Linked DNA regions of Mus musculus: region 1 is linked to region 2. A link is a loop called in an ENCODE intact Hi-C map of the cell type or tissue named here. Cell type or tissue: left cerebral cortex. All regions are shown on one strand.

Region 1 (8,000 bases), 460 kb before region 2:
CACACACACACACACACACACACAGAGGCATCCTCACTTAGCCCTGATGTCTAGAAGATCCCAGCTTTAAGGTTTAAGTTAAAAACAAAACAAAACAAAACAAAAACGCAGGAAAGGCTCGGTTCCAGAAGCAGCGCTCAGGGCCGTGTTAATCCTCCCAAGACAACGGGTGTTAGCGGTGGGCAGCAGAGGGCTCTAAACTAGGTGTGTTGTTGTGGGGATGGAGGCCCATCATCTCCCAGTCTAAGATCTCTCCTTTTGACTCCATCCTGTCCCCAGAGCTCGTCCGGTAGCTCCGTAGTCCTACCCTTTGAGCGACAGGAACCAATCTTTCAGCGAGGATGTTAAGCTGGCAGCAACTCTTAAGGATGCTCAAAGCGCGGGAAACCCTGATCTGTGCGCCTCCCCTGCCCCCAGCCCACTGCTACAATCCACAGCATAATAACAGGACTCTATTACTAGCCTAGGTAAAATGCTGCAGCTTAGGTACAGAAAAACAAAACAAAACAAAAACAATGCAGGAAGCCCCTACAAATAAAAACATACAGACACAGGCAGCAACTCTGCTCACAATAGGAACACTCAGTTCACCGCGCGAAGCAGAGCTTAAAAACCCAGGAAAAGACAGACAGTACTTACAGCAGGTGAGTCCTTGAATAATCCATGGTCAGGTCCTTCGGTTTGTTAGTCTGTGCTTTAAAAAAAAAAAAGTATATACATCTCTGTGTATTTGATTTTTACATAGCTTCCATCGTTGTGAAGGAAAGAAAAAAATCTTGAAGACTTGAGAGCATGGGGGAGGGGGCGGAGATTTTCATTGTCTACGCTCTGCACACGCAGCCCAAGATATTGCTCTGTGGAGCTCCTTCCACTTTCTGCTTGAAATTCAGAAGCTTTCTACTCAGCAAAGAAGGAGTTTGGCACACACCCCCTGCCCCTGTATTTCTCCTCTCCTCTCCTCTCCTCTCCTCTCCTCTCCTCTCCTCTCCTCTCCTCTCCTCTCCTCTCCTCTCCTCTCCTCTCCTCTCCTCTCCTCTCCTCTCTCTGTCACTCACCCTCTTGCTCTTCTAAAGCTAGTGTTCTCTCTCTCTCTCTCTCTCTCTCTCTCTCTCTCTCTCTCTCACTTTTTTTTCAAAAGAGGGCAGGTCGCTTCCTGCATCCCAATGAGTTAAATCAGGCACTTCTTCTCATGCATCAGCAGCCTCTTTAACAATCCGAGAGCTGCAGGCACAAAAGAGCATTTAGCTGCCTCCAATTTGTGTAGAAGGCCTGCCCTTAATTTGTTTGAGGAGTATAATTAAATCATGAATTTCACGAAATATAAAAATACAAAATTCCTAACCTCAGCTAGTGAACCGCTAATGGTAACCTTTAAAAACAAATCTCTCCTCATGTCCCTGTTCTTAGCCAGACCGAGAACATCTCAGATACGCAAGAAGACAAGAGTTCGGACTCAAACCTAGCATGCCTTCTCCATTTACACGTCAAGGTCACACTGATAACATCCCTCAGTGCTCTAAATGAGAGCCTTTCTATTTCTTTCCTTTTAAAAAACAATAATATTCTGAATTTTTAAAATTGCCTCAGGAAGAAATTAAGTCATTTGGGAAAATCTGCTGGACTAAATAAAAACGTAAGTATGTTCTTAATATGAAATAGGATCAGAATTTGCTATACAGACACTAGGTTGAGGAGTTCTACAAATAGGCCTTGCTCGGGAGAATGTTTTCAACTTTTCCAGGCAGGACTCTGTGGTCAGTGAAGTCTGAGTTCCATGGGTTTTGATCATGTTTCTTCCAGCCACAGAGTGGGCCTTATGGGACATCAGAGCCAGAGCCTATCAAGCTTGCTGAGTCCCAGAGGGCTTCTGATAAGGAAAATGCTGCTTGTTGTTGGGAGCAGGGGTTTGGCTCCCACTCCTTTAAGTAGGTTGGGGCGCAAAAAGCAACTCTGCATTCCTGCAGTTTCTCTTTCAGAAAGAATCCAGACCAAGCCATTGCTCTACCTCAATGAAGGTGGTGGGGTGGCAAGGCCACCTTCCTCTCTCACTCACCTGCCACCCCCCCCTCCCCCAAGGCCACTGCTAGGAAGATACTTAGGAGTGTTTTTCTCCTTCCTAGTGCTCCCATCTTCTGGGAAATTGTAGAATCCCTTACCACAAAAAACTTTGAATTGTCAGTAATTTGCTGCTAAGTCTACTGTCAGCTCCTACCCCCATTTCTCATTCTAACTCTAGTCAAGAACCCCCCACACTGGAACACTGGAGAGGTGCAACTTCAGTACTACCCAATGGGAACAAAACATGTCACCACTTCCTGACTGTAAATGTTCACTCTGATACTCTAAGTCACCCTGGGCGTTTGAATTAGGCCATGTTTCACCCTGAGCACAGAGCTAAGTGAACTGGGCTATAACTGAGCTGTACCTCTGTCTGCTTGAAATATCCAACAAGCGTTCCTACGAAGATACTTGGAAACGTAAAACAAAATATGAAATAAAACATTCTAAAGAAAAGATACGTTCTTGTGTGTTTGTAAAACATGTTTGTAAAGTGCTGAGTGGGGGCTGGAATTACTTGACAAAATATCATTTCTGTGCCTGGAGTCCAGACAGAAAGCAGGTCTAAAGGTCGGTGTTTTTTATCGGGGCAGAGGACTTTGACTTGGGGAGGCACTAGGTACATCATTTTCCTTCCCTGTATCTTTTCACTGATCATGTTCATTCTATCCGTTTTCAGTTTATTGACCTGGGATGTGTGATTGCTAAAGATCCTCAAGGACTTGCCTGGCCCGTGGAGGGGCCAGGTCAGAGTGTTCAGTGCATCCCGCCCACTACGGGGAAGTTGCAGTGCTTAGCTTTGGTTAGCTAGCAGAGATGGCTCAGTGGGGTGGCGACTTCAGACCACCCAGTACAGGTACTTGACCCAGCCTCTTCTTCTCCAGTTCTGGCAATACTAGCTTTGCCCCGGAGCTCTAGGAAGGCCTTAGGACTGTATGAAAGCTGACCTCACGTTTCCTAGGTATGGGCCTCTCCTGCATACTTCGCTATCCTAAGAAACACCTGCCAAGGAAAACTCAAGAATCTGAGGCTACTGCCGGAACATTTGCTCCCGGATTTCACTCCCCGTCTACCCAAGAAAGATGGACAGACAGATACAGCCATGGCCTCCAGGCAGCTCAGGGGATGGAAAACACAGAGTTGGATCCTGCAAAGTCCTTCCAAAGGAGCCTTTATATTTAGACACCTTTAACTCTTGATCCGGATCTCCTACCTACTTCGGTTGAGCAACCAAAGCCAGTGATTGCTTTCTAACCCGGGATAAGAGGGTTTCTCTGCAATGCGAACCTCTTACTGCCCTGCACACCTCATAGCTAGAGCTAGCTTATGAAAACGAAACCCAACTCATTGCCAGAAGTTGTTGCTAATTAGTGGATAATAAACTTCTGTAGCCAGGGCACAAAAGTCTTTTTAAAGTGCAAAGGTGTTCTTTGTATCGCATCAGAAAAGAGATTAGCATATCAATTGGACTGAAGGGACGGGACAATGAGCCCTACTCCCTCTGCGCTGGCCTGAGTTCGTAGCCTTCCTTTCCCTCTGTTTTCTTTCCTTCACCCTTCCTCCTCCTCCTCCTCCTCCTCCTCCTCCTCTTCCTTCTCCTCCTCCTCGCTCCCACTTTCTTTTGCTGCTCCCAGCTAGATCGAGGCACTCTTGGGGTACATTAAGCGGCTGGCAGCGACCCAGACTTTAGTGTCAGGCCTCGGGGCCGCACAGCTACTCGGCTTTAGCAATGCTCAGGGAAAATGTGTAAACGCGAGGGTGCGCGGAGTAAGAGCGGTCACAGGCATCGTGCGCACCTACCAGGCCTGGGGGGGATGGGGTGGGGACCGTCTCTCACGGTTCTATAGGACACCCCTCCTGGCAGTCATTGGCCTGGCCTCCGCCCAGAGCGCTAGGCCTACCCAGGGCGCTGAAAGCTCCCAGACGACCGTCCACAGTGTGGGCCACCGGCCGCTGCTAACTGCCCAAACCCCTGAGGCCTCCGCGCCCAGCCTCACCAGCTGTCCCGCCACGTTTGCACGTGCAGGGAGGCGGGGAGCGTTTGGGAGAAGCCGAAGACCCCACGCGGGAGGCGCCCACGTTCTCGTAGACCCTGGGTCCGAGCCCAGGTGCTTGCCCGTGGCCCGGCCGGGGCCGCGGACACCAGGCGTCCGGAGAGGCGGTGGCCGCAGCAGGCCTGGTTCGGTCTCCGCAATACCTCACTTAGCCCAGATGCCCACAGCCGGTCCCCTGTCCCACGACAGAAAGTCAACAGCTGCGAAAGAGCACGGCAGAAGGAAGTCTCAGGAGGAGCCGTCCCGGCCTCGGGGCGTCGGCCCTCAGTCCCCGACTCCCCCAGGACCCTGAGTCTGACGCTGCCCCGCAGCGCGCCCAGCCAGGGCTTGTGGGGCCCGAGGGACTAGGGGAGCGGAGGAGTTGACAACAGGGCTGGGCACCGAGCCGCCCAGGCAGAGCCAAAGAAACCTGGCAGCCACTCGCCGGTGCCTTCCGCTGCTGTAGGCGACCCGCCACTTCGTGGTGGCCGACCAGGGCCCGAAGCCTGGCCTGGGCCTCGGCCGCAGAGCTCCCGCCGGGCAACCGCGCCAAGGAAACGCTTTTTTCTCCCTTCCCCTCCCCCTTCTCCCCAGAGGCAGCTTCCGTTCTCTAAAAGCATTAAGAAGAAGAAGGGGGAGGAATCTCTGGGGCTCCTAACCCCCACCGCCGACCCACATCGGTCTAGGCTCCGTTAGATGCTGGTGTTCTGCAAACAATCGCCAAACTCACACAAGTTTCCCCCCACCCCCGAAAACCATCCACTTTAACTGAGGTGAGGGAAAATGCGGAGAGAAAAAAAAGTGAAGGTTGGTGTTTCCCTAAATGCAAAACATCAGAGAGGGTTTGAAAAGAGCTTTGCGTTCCTTGCGAAACCTCCATTGTTACTTGGCAAACAATGGGAGCCTGGGCGACTGCAGGGCTGTGAGAATGAATAGGCGATCCACGGGATGTGTGCGGGTCAGTGCTTGCGGTCCTGGGCCTAAAGCCCCTTTCTCAGCTTGCCACAATAAACCCGAGCAAGGTTCAGTCTTTACTGGGTCACCGGCCATCCTCTATTATTCAACACTTCACAACAAAAAACACTTATTAATCAGCGCTGACCAGAGGCCCCCTTTGAAACAAGAGAGGAGACAGAGAGGGAGAGTGGGAGAGGTGAAGAGAAGATTGAGAGCCCTGGGACAGATCTTTCTCAAACCAGAGCAACCATAGGGTTCTTTCCTCCGGTGGCCAAAGTTTATTTGACACAACAAAGTTTTTAATCAGGCCAGAGAGACTTGCATTTCTCATTTGCCTATTTCCTTGTCTTTTCTTCCGAAGACTTTGCAAGGAAGGATGGCTTTAGGTCAAATTGCTAAGGTCTGATCTTAAAGATCTAATTGCTATCGGAAAAGAAGGCTGTTTCCCAGCTGGGCCTCCACTCGAGATGGTGCACGGAAGACTGTCCACTCTGCTGAGGGCACCCTGCTGATGGATGAGGTGTCAGGCCAGTTCGTCATGTGAGCACTGGCTTCCAAATGGTATGAGCAATCGTCAAATGTGCTTATTGCTGATACTGAACGCAGTCTGTAGATTTTATACTTCATGATGTTTCATGATCCATATAGAAGACTGAACTTGCTTGGTACAGTAAAGAGAACTGTTCTTGAAGTGAAAGAAAGCGATAAATAGTTTTAGGGATAGAAATGGTTCTAAATGGTCAATACTACCAGAGCTTTCTTTACTCAGAGTTTTTTTTTTTTAAATAGATCTTATTTTATGCTTGTAACTTGGTTGTTTGTCTGTCACTTATTCTGCTACATCAGCTTTATGTATTAATATAATCGACTCAGAACTCACCTAGACAGTTTTTTGATGGCAAAATTTCCCCACTTTCTGACTGGAAATTGTAAGCCAGTAATTCTTTTTTTTCTCCTTCATTCCTTCTTTCCCTTTCTTATTAACTGTTTCACATTTCTCAGGTTGTAATTTAGTCAAATGAGCAAAGCTCTTTTGTAAAGGCTGGTGTTTACAAGTGAATAGAGGCGAGAGATATTGAATCTTGGTTGTTAACCGACATTAACCAATTATTTACTAAAGAAATAGAGATGAATATGAAAGTATTCTTTTAAGTTTAAATTTTCATTCATGTGTACTTTTGGAATATTGAACACCCATTTCACTTGTTATGATTCAAGAAAGGTTTTAAATCCAGAAAATATTTGTATGAGGGATTGTAAACTGACCAAATTAAGCTGTAGAATGAGATGTCTTAGTAATGAAAGCAAGCATGCAAAATTACTTGGTAGTAAAGCAAATTGGAATTTGCCAGATTTTATATATAGAAATGTTAAAATAGTTTGTGTGGTTTGGTCTCAAGAAGTGCATTTTACTTAGATGCCTACAAGTCAAGATTGCATCTCTTATGTACGAAATATTGTGTGATTCAGATTTTGCAGAGCTCGACAGTTCTTGCAATGGAGTAATCAACTGTTATCTGAATTATTTAAAGGCTGGTATTAAATAAAGGCCTTGGAGTTGAATGCTGACAAGCTCTCACATGTAGTAGGCAGGAGGAAGTTCAGTGGTCTTTCCTCTCGGTAGGTAGATATACTTTCAAGATTATTTTTTCCAAATGTGGAGAATGGTTTGTAAAATTTATGCACAGATAAGAACAATGAATAATTCTTTTAGAAATTTTTCTCAAAATGAGCAAATAGGATTATTCAGAGAAGCAGTAGGCAACTGTTCAATACACAGTAATGTGCCACCTGAAATATAATCAAGACTGTTTCACACACACACACACACACACACACACACACACACACACACACTCACACACACACACACACACACAGAGGAAATCTAGTCTGATTCAGAAAAATAATATTTTGGATGTAGAATACAATCATTATAAACACTAGTATGTAGGACATGGCTTTTTTGGTTATATTTTTAACTTTTGGCAATTGGTTTGACATCCTAATTTTCGCAGAGCAATGTGTTTTGCATTTGTGTAGATATTTCTATTTGTAGACAGGAGGTACTAAATGCAGCTGATCTTTCACATATTTTCTTGTGAGTTTCATTGAATAAGCAAATAAAGAAAGTTTTAATCTGAGCATATAAAGCATTGCATGTGTATGTGTATCATTACATAGTATACCATTTTAACACATACTTACAGATTTTAATACCTTCCCATTCTTTCCTTCATTCTTCCTCTTTCATCTTCATAAAAAAAACAGAGAAATTAAGTAAATGGTATTGTAATGACAGTCTGTTAAATATACCAGTGAATTTGTATGGAAATTAGATTATCTTCTACATTTGTCAAAGTACAAAGATATAATACATATATAGATTCAGCAAATGTTTAAAACAGAAAAAATGTTATTTGTTAATATTCACCACGAAGGCAATATTTATTAAATTTGGTGTATCTTTATGATATCATTAATATTATTTCCAGGAACATTAATTCTGGGCTAGTACATACACATAGTTTAGTCTTTAAAATAAAATATATCTGGTTGAACTCTAAAAGAGATGTGAGAAAGCAAGGTAAAAATTACTTTGTGAGTATCTAAGTCATCTACTTACCATGAAATATATATCTGTCTTTTAAAAAGCCATATGGATTGTTTTCTTTTTGTACCAATGATATTTAAATGTATTTCAACTACAAAGGTAAACAAATGTCTTCATAGAGTTGAATATTTTTAAACCTGTAAAAAAATGGCAAGATGGCATGAGATGGCCTTTTAAAAAGTCATATTCAGTCTGGTCAGTTTATTTGGAATTATATTTCAGGTTTTCTTTGATTTTCCTTCAAGGCAGTTGTATATAATCCATTTTTTTCTTATTTTCATCTTGAACCTACTTTGTCACATTCAATTTAAATTTATATCAACATGATCTGACAAACT
Region 2 (8,000 bases):
TTCTTCAAACCACATTTTACAACCTTTTAATTTTTGGTAGTTTCCAAATATTTAGTAAACAAATACTTTAAGAATATTATGCAAGTTGGAGATAACAGCAGTGATATAGCAATAAAATTTGATATGGTTAGATATATTTCTGATATTTTTCTTAGAAGAAACCTGTTTTCTACCAATTTACATTTATATATATATATATATATATATATATATATATATATATATATATATATATATATATATATAAATATAAACACTCAGTTCTAACTGGGATGCCTCCATCAAATTCCTCCCTTCAGAGCTTAGGGAAACCCACTGGAGAGGATGCAGAACCTAAGAGCCAGAGGGGATGGAAGACACCAGGAGAACAAGGCCTTCTACATCAACTTGAGCACAGTTCATATGAACCCAGAGACTGAAAGAGCAAGCACAGGGCCTGCGAAGGTCAGCACCTTGTCCTCTGTGTCTATAGCTGGGCTTCTTTTTATGTGATTCATGAATGTGTGAACAAATAGGTTCTTTTGATTCTTATGTGTTCCCTTGGCCTCTTTTCATATTGTTGGTTTGTCTTGTACAACTTCATTGAAATAACTTTTTGTTTGTTTATTGTTTGATCTTATTGTATATTATTTTCTATGTTTAAATGAATGAATTATGAATGAATGAATGAGTGAATGAGTGAATGAAACCCTAGACACCATGGTATTGAGTGTCGATGGGTATATCAGCCACTTCAGTTCAGGTCTTATATTGTAATTGACCAGCATATAATCGGACTCCATAGATTTTGTTGTTGTTTATTTATGTGTGTGTGTTTGCATGTGTGTGTGTGCATGTATGTGTGTGCTTTTATTTTATTAAAGCCTTTTTCTTTCTTTCTGGGTGCTATGTTAATTGTTTTCTTGCTTTTATGATATTTTGTTGATGCACTGGGTTTTTGGTTATTTTTTGAAAAAAAATCAAGCTGGGTTGGTAGTGACAAAGAGAATCTAGAATGACTTGGTTAGGAGAATATGATCAAAATATATTTAAATTGAATGTTTTAAATAATGAATAGTATAATAAAAATGATAGAGCCACAGAGATGTTTTCAAATCTGTTTTCCAAAATCTCTTTTGTTCCGGTTAAATTTACATTCTAGTGAAATAAATGTAAAAAAAGAAAATAGACAGTTGCCATGCATGCTTTTATATATATATGGAATTCAAAATAATAGTGCTTAGAACATGTTTATATATTACTGAAAAACTTCTTTGCAAATTATATGTAGAAAACAGAGGAGATATTGTTGCAGAATGATGAAATATTGGTGCAAAAAAAGTAAATTAATCAGGTGTGAAATTCAGTTGTGCATACTTACTCAGCAAGTTAAAAATACTAATTTTGTTCTTTAATAGTAAGGAGAGATTGTTATTTCTTTGCCTAAAGGTCCACTATGATTGAGAAAATATTAACCAGACTGTATGGCCTGAACGTGGCTTTGATGTCCTCATTCTTCCTTTCTGAAGAGAAAGGTAGGAATCACATCCATGACTTCCTTCCTTTCAGACAGGGAAGGGTATTCAGTGCCAGTCCTGCCTTTCAGTCTCCCCCTTGCTCTGTCCTGTGGGAGCACCTCTCCATGTGAGCACCTCTGCATGTGAGCATCTCTGCACATCATCTGTAGTAGTTTACTTTGTTTTGCAGAAATTACGTTCAGGCACATTAAGCTTTAAATGTGTGTGTGTATATGTGTGTGTGTGTGTGTGTGTATGAGATTTGACATGTGCATTTTCATCAGTTACCATTTTGTACTAAATCATTTGCAATTAGAAAACAAATATTATTTAATTGTGGATATGCAAATATCCTCTTTAAAAAATAAAGATAAAACATAAAAATAAGGACAGGGAGTTTCATGCACAACTTGCCTTGAAATGCTCTTCTTCTTGCCTAAGTGGTAGGACAGTAGCATCAAAAAAAAAAAGGATTCCTGTTCTATGAAGAACAGTAACAAAACTGCACTGTTAAAAATAGAATAAATTTAGAAAATGCTAAACAAATACATTATTAAGTTCAGGTATACTCTTAGCACCTTACTAGAAATGCTTTCTCATTGCTTCTACTTATATAAAATATTATCAATAAACAGGATATATTAAATCCTCTCTTTGTAACCGTTTACAGGTTACTTACACGCACTGCTTTGCACAACTTTGCCAAGCACATTATAAATCATTGTCAGAACTGTGCTAAACAGTCATTTTGACTCACTCTACATGCAATTATTTTTAATCAAATATTTCATCAATTATAAGATGCATTAATCTTTGCATGTGGATAAAAATAACTCATCTATTTCTAAAAATAGTGCTTCCACTAAGCACTTTGCATGCCAATCTGTTTTACAAGATTTTTCAGGTTTTCTTTTTATCTGTCAAGTAAAGGTTTTTTTTTCATTCGAGCCATAGATAATTTTAATATCAGTTCTTACACTATGTAATCAAATGCATTTCTACGTTTTCAGTGCATTTAAGGAAGGTACCAGTAGCTGTACACTTATTTCTCAATAACATTTTGAAGACACAGGGTAAATACTTTAGGAGAAGAGGCATTCTTGTGAAATATGGTGCATACTATATATCATTCTCTAGTAACTCGAATTTCTTTACTCGTAATATAGATATACCAAACTCTTCACTTAAAATGATAAGACCCAATGCTTACTAATGCATGCTTACTAATACTATTTTTATATAAAGCACTATTTTTGTAGAGTAGCTCTTAACACACTAATTTTGTGCTGTGTTTTAAAAACAGCACGCATTTATTGCTCACAGTTTGCACTAAATATATGCCCAGAATAAAATACAATCTTGATGCATATAGAAAGGCTTTATTACTCATATCTTTTGTTCGTATTTATTCCTAATTTTAATATTTTATACTTCTTTATAAACTATATACACATACGACATCATTGTGAAACATTAAAATACATTTATTACTTTCAGTTACTCATCTGTAACAACAAACCACAGTGCATAGCCAAAATTTATAAATGACCATTTTTACATTATGACAGAAATATGGATATAATTTTATTCTTAAAATTTCGAAAAGCAAATTATTCTACTAAAATATATCAGCATAAAATTGCTATTTATTTTTAATTGTGAAAGAGTTGTTTTCTACAGTATTTAAAATGTATTAACATTGAATATTTTTATTTTTAATAAAAAAGGCTTTATTTTGAAAACTTTCCTTTATATTCCCGTTTCTCTAATACAAAATGATTTAATTTTCATGGCACAATTATTAATCACCTTTGTTCTATATTCCCCATTATTTTAAATCACAGTCCTAATACTTGCCTTCCTATAAATACCATATTCTGAAGATCAAAATCAGAAATACCTATCTGCATATGATATATGATGCTCAAGAAAAAGAATTCTTTGTTATTTTCCTCACTATTATCTGAAAATCTAGACACAGTTGTTTCTACAAATGTGATATTAGTCTGCATGCGTTTTCATGTCATCATAGACAATCTCACTTACAGAAAGGCCATTTCAATGTAAGTATATCTTCCTACACAAAGAATCCTGTTACAATCTAAGAATGTGGGTTTTCATTTCCACTCAATGCATTTTCACTCAGCATTTTCCAATTCTATAATGCAAACATATACAGAGAGGTTAAATACAATGTTGGCTCTGCAGTAGCTGTACAGAAGAGAAGCACACATTTTGCCCAGACTTCCCTGAATTTAAACCTCAGCCAATAGACATGTTTCAATGTGTACCTGAACAGAGCCAGTGCCAACCAAAAGAGAGTAAATGGGCAGAAAGCTTTCTTTATAAAATGTCACAAGTGATATAAGACAGTGATCTCAGAGGAATAGGGTGGATCCTCGAAAGCATTTAGTTCAACATTTATTTCATCTATTTAATTTCGTGACTGAACCAGATCAAATCACAGGTAGCCAAATTGTAGATTCAGCTAGCTTCTCTTATTCTCTGGCACTTTTTGTTTCTACATTCCTGATACATTCTTTCATTTCCCAACTCTTCTCTTCCCAGGCATTTGTACCACAGGAACCTGACAGCAATTGTTCTGATTCATGGCTTAGGAGGAGCAGCTGATTAATCCCTTGTCAGCAGTCTTGACCCGGTGTGGAAAATAGAATCTTCGAAGGCCTACTCACCAATATATCAGGAGCAAGGCAGCATGGCTTACATCGCTCTTAAATTCAAGGAAAGTTTAAGACAATGCCAAGCAGCAATCCTGGTCTCAGAAATGCTTTATAGGAACATTTGGACACAGAACAGGAACATACCAGGGAGAAGAGTTGAACAATTGTGGCTTTCTTCCCTGGAATAAAAATCTTATATTTTCGGTCCTCCACAAAATACTTTTTAAAAAAAAATCACTATTTTCTTTATCATAACTATTGTGGTCTGTGTTTTGATATGATATAACATGTTTTGGGAATTTTAAATCATTCCATTTCCTTCCCTCTTCAATGAGTATAGACACTATGAACATAGAACTCTAATTTGTACATTGTATAAAATAATTGCAAATAACTTCTATTTCTAGAATCATCTTTATGTGACACATTCAGCTGTGAAGAATATGCATACTATATAGTTTAAAACAGGAATGTTTCTACTGAAAACCATTTTAGTTCTTGAAATGACAAAAGCCTTAAACTGAACACATTGCTACTTTTAATCAAGAAAAAAATAACTTAGTAATATAAAATGTGGTCTCGGAACATATGATTAAAGTACAGAGATGAAGTGGGATAATGTCCCCCCCTTTTTTTTCCAAAGAGGACCATGTACATGAATCCAATATTTATGAATTTTATTTACAACCACAAAGCAGACTGAAAATCTGTCAAATGATGTGAAATCCTAAAAGATGCAGGGTGTTAAGAGATGGTGGCCACCAAAGACAAATCAAGTCTCAAAATTAAAACTATGCACAACTAATAAGCATACACATGAAAGATGAGAGAGAGAGAGAGAGAGAGAGAGAGAGAGAGAGCATAAGAGACCCATCTATGATAACCAGAGGAAGCTGAAATGTGTTGAAGCCTTTCCCTTGTAAACTGCATAATAGCACTTTCAATGTTCCCTTTCTGTCATCCCCTGTAACCATCAAGTTCGGGTTCTGCTGCTGCAGTCAGGTGCACGGGCACGGAGCTCTTACGGTTGGCTGCATAGAATTCTGAGGAAAGCCACATCTGTACCATTTTTTTTCTCTTGGACAGTAATAAATAACAATTTGTGTTCATTTAGATTTTTTTCCCTGAGTATATTTACAGCAAGTTATTCAGTTTTTTTTTTTTTTCTTATCCTCTTAAAGCATAGGTTTAATTTTGAGTGCATCTTTCATTGTGAGAGTGTAAACCTTTGATCGAGTGGCATTTGCATTTCATTATAGGGAAGTGCTTTACATTGTCTTCATATGCACCACCCAATTCCATGTATCATCTTGGTTTGTGCTAGTCACTGTTTAAAACACTGGCTATTAAGTGTGGCTTTGTGGACAGAATCTGTATGTTCTGTGCAGTACAAAACAGAAAAGAACAAGGAAAAATTCAAAATGAATAGGTCATTTGAAAGAAATATAGTAAGTTTTCATGTGATTGTTTTCAATATAGTATTCTCGGCAAAAGAATGCAAGTCATCATCTAAAACGTAACATGTTCAGATTGGCCGTATCTCATCATTTATTTCTTTTGTAAAAGAGCAAATGGGATGTATTTTTAGGTGTTTCTTTGTGCAAGTTCCTAGCAAATCCTGTTGGGATAGCATTAGAAATAATAATGAAATGAGCTGTAGGTAATGGTATAACTCTTGGAAAGTTTTTAAATGTGAGGCTGTGAAAATGTGTCCTTTGAAGGATCAGCAAGCCTGTGGCATTGTCTGTGAAAATGGAAAGAATTGATAAGGCTTCTGTGCTTTTGATCTTTATCAGGTTTGCAATGATTCCTATTTTATAAGGTGACATATTTTTAGCCTTGTTGCAGGGAGAAATGTTCTGTTTTTCCTCAGAAAGCTGGCAGAAAACCATTTTCCGACCTTGTCTGCTTCATTTATCTACATGTAGATATTAAACCTGTCTCATCTCAAAGGCCCACAAACACCTTGTCAATAAAGTAGTAAATTAAACACTGGCATAAAAACATTACCCTGTAAAATTTCTCATTTGCAGCCGACTATATTTGCCACTTTCAGGCATAGCATTTTAACATTTAGTAAATTTTAAATAACATAAGATTTATTTTATTGAGAAACAATTCAACATTGAATAATGTCATTTATTTTATTTTTTAAAGAATTATTTCAATACAGTATGTATTTCCTATGGGTGGGGGAGGACATCAGGTGCATTTGCTAGGTTTTACATGGCATCTTCTAGGAGGGGTAAGTTTACATTTTATACAGTTGTATTCCCTTTCATCACCAATCAAAGCTTAGCGAAATATCAGTCACAAATTTCACAACCGGAGAATTTGTTTTGCCATGTTAGACATAAAATATTGGAGACCCTTTCTGTGTTCTTCCAGCTTTTCTTCATATCCTTGGTAAGGCAGCATGTAGTAGCTCTGAAACAGGAGATGTTTCTTTGGTATTACTACTTGGAAGAGCTGTTTGCAAGCTTATTTGCTTCCATGTTATGTTCATAAGCAGGAAAATATAATTTATTTCTGCATATCTGCTATCCCGGACAAATCAAGGTGACAATCCGTGGTTAGCTCTGTCAGGCCCTTTGTCCTAGCGCTGCTGTGAATGGAAGTACAATGGGAGCAAAGTGAATATATAACAGTCCAGCTGCCTTGTTGTGACAGCCCTGTCCCTCCATAGCAGTGTGTCAGTTCATGTTTGTGTACCAGTAGCCAGTTCATATGATGACAATGCAAATTGTCTGAGAAGTCTCCTAGCAGATAACAAATTAAGCTGGGGCTTGAGGTGTAGGGAGGAGAGGAAAGGGGAGCTTGGGCACATGTCTTTGGAAAATAATGACCCGTAAAAGGTTATATTTTGGTACAGTGATTATATTTCATCGCAGGACCGTTATCCCAATTTTGGCAAGTGTCTCAAAGACGCAGGTAGGCGCTTACACTTAAATCGATCATACCATTTCTGTGTGCAAGGTTCGGCATTAATGTTGCTTCCTGAGCTGTTTATATTTCATTTACGCATGCAATTAATCATCTTTACTGTGTTGATGCTACTGGCGTCAGCAGTGCAACTTAATTAAATTTGAAATTATAGTACAGTAAATATAGGCTTCCAACTAGCCAGGCCAAATTAAATGCTGTGGTCTATTTCTTACCCATGGTGTTTTCCAATTTAAGTGTTCATTTGAAAGGTTACTTTTCAGATTAAATTCGTTTTCCTTTTCTGTTTTTTTTTTATTATTATTATTTAACTGTTGCTAACCTAGAATAGTTCTCTTTCAACATGTACTTTGTTCCTCTTTATCATATCTAGCCACAGCTTTATGAATATAATGTAATCCATGGGTATTGCATTACCTATAATCTTTTTCTCGTCAGATGTTACAGTTTCTGTAAGAAATGTTTTTTCCTCCTGATAAATTTTCTACTTCTCTATGATATGCCACCTGGGCTGCTTTTAAAAGGCCTCACCTCCATTTTGTTTCAGGCTGGTAATCAAGCAATTAGCCCACAAAATGGAGGGCCTCAGTCTTCTCTGTATACCATCTCTTAGATTGTTGGTTTTACCTCTGTGAAACCATAGAGAGAACACTTTACTGCTGATCCCGTGAAACGGGCTTCTGAAGAATGACACTTGGTTAGGAGAGACCAACCATAGCAACTTAAGACTTTTACGTGGTACCAGTAGCGAACCATCCTATAAGCAAGACATGCACAGTCCTGGTCTTACTGATGAGAGTAAAGTTTAAGCTGCTTATTCAAACAATCCAAAGATAAAGCTTAAAAGTATAAAACACAGCTGACATAATTTCTTTAAATG

What was found. A loop is a pair of places that touch in the nucleus more often than their neighbours do. Peaks named below come from ENCODE experiments on the same cell type or tissue, not always from the same donor. Only the 100,000 strongest peaks of a DNase experiment are listed, where the experiment ranks them.
Region 1: it touches region 2 in a loop (6-fold over the local background); 6 of 42 quality-filtered maps call a loop at or near these places.

What each region holds. Positions count from the first base shown.
Region 1 is chr3:17,782,820-17,790,819 of GRCm38, reverse strand. Gm30340 (a long non-coding RNA gene) reads left to right here and starts at 4,840. Exons shown (of 7, transcript XR_880680.2): 1 at 4,840-4,898; 2 at 5,410-5,609. Mir124-2hg (Mir124-2 host gene (non-protein coding)) reads right to left here and starts at 899. Exons shown (of 3, transcript NR_033490.1): 1 at 640-899. In left cerebral cortex, no CTCF peak of the experiment used is centred here; DNase peaks (open chromatin) are centred at 4,543, 5,058, 5,527, 6,556 and 8 more places; H3K4me3 peaks cover 6,195 bases; H3K27ac peaks cover 7,754 bases.
Region 2 is chr3:17,326,769-17,334,768 of GRCm38, reverse strand. It overlaps Gm30340 (a long non-coding RNA gene), which reads left to right. Exons shown (of 7, transcript XR_880680.2): 5 at 300-444; 6 at 1,429-1,514; 7 at 4,065-8,000. Among named protein-coding and RNA genes, the nearest start is that of Gm24963, 79 kb to the right of the region's middle. In left cerebral cortex, no CTCF peak of the experiment used is centred here; DNase peaks (open chromatin) are centred at 3,826 and 4,103; H3K27ac peaks cover 1,663 bases.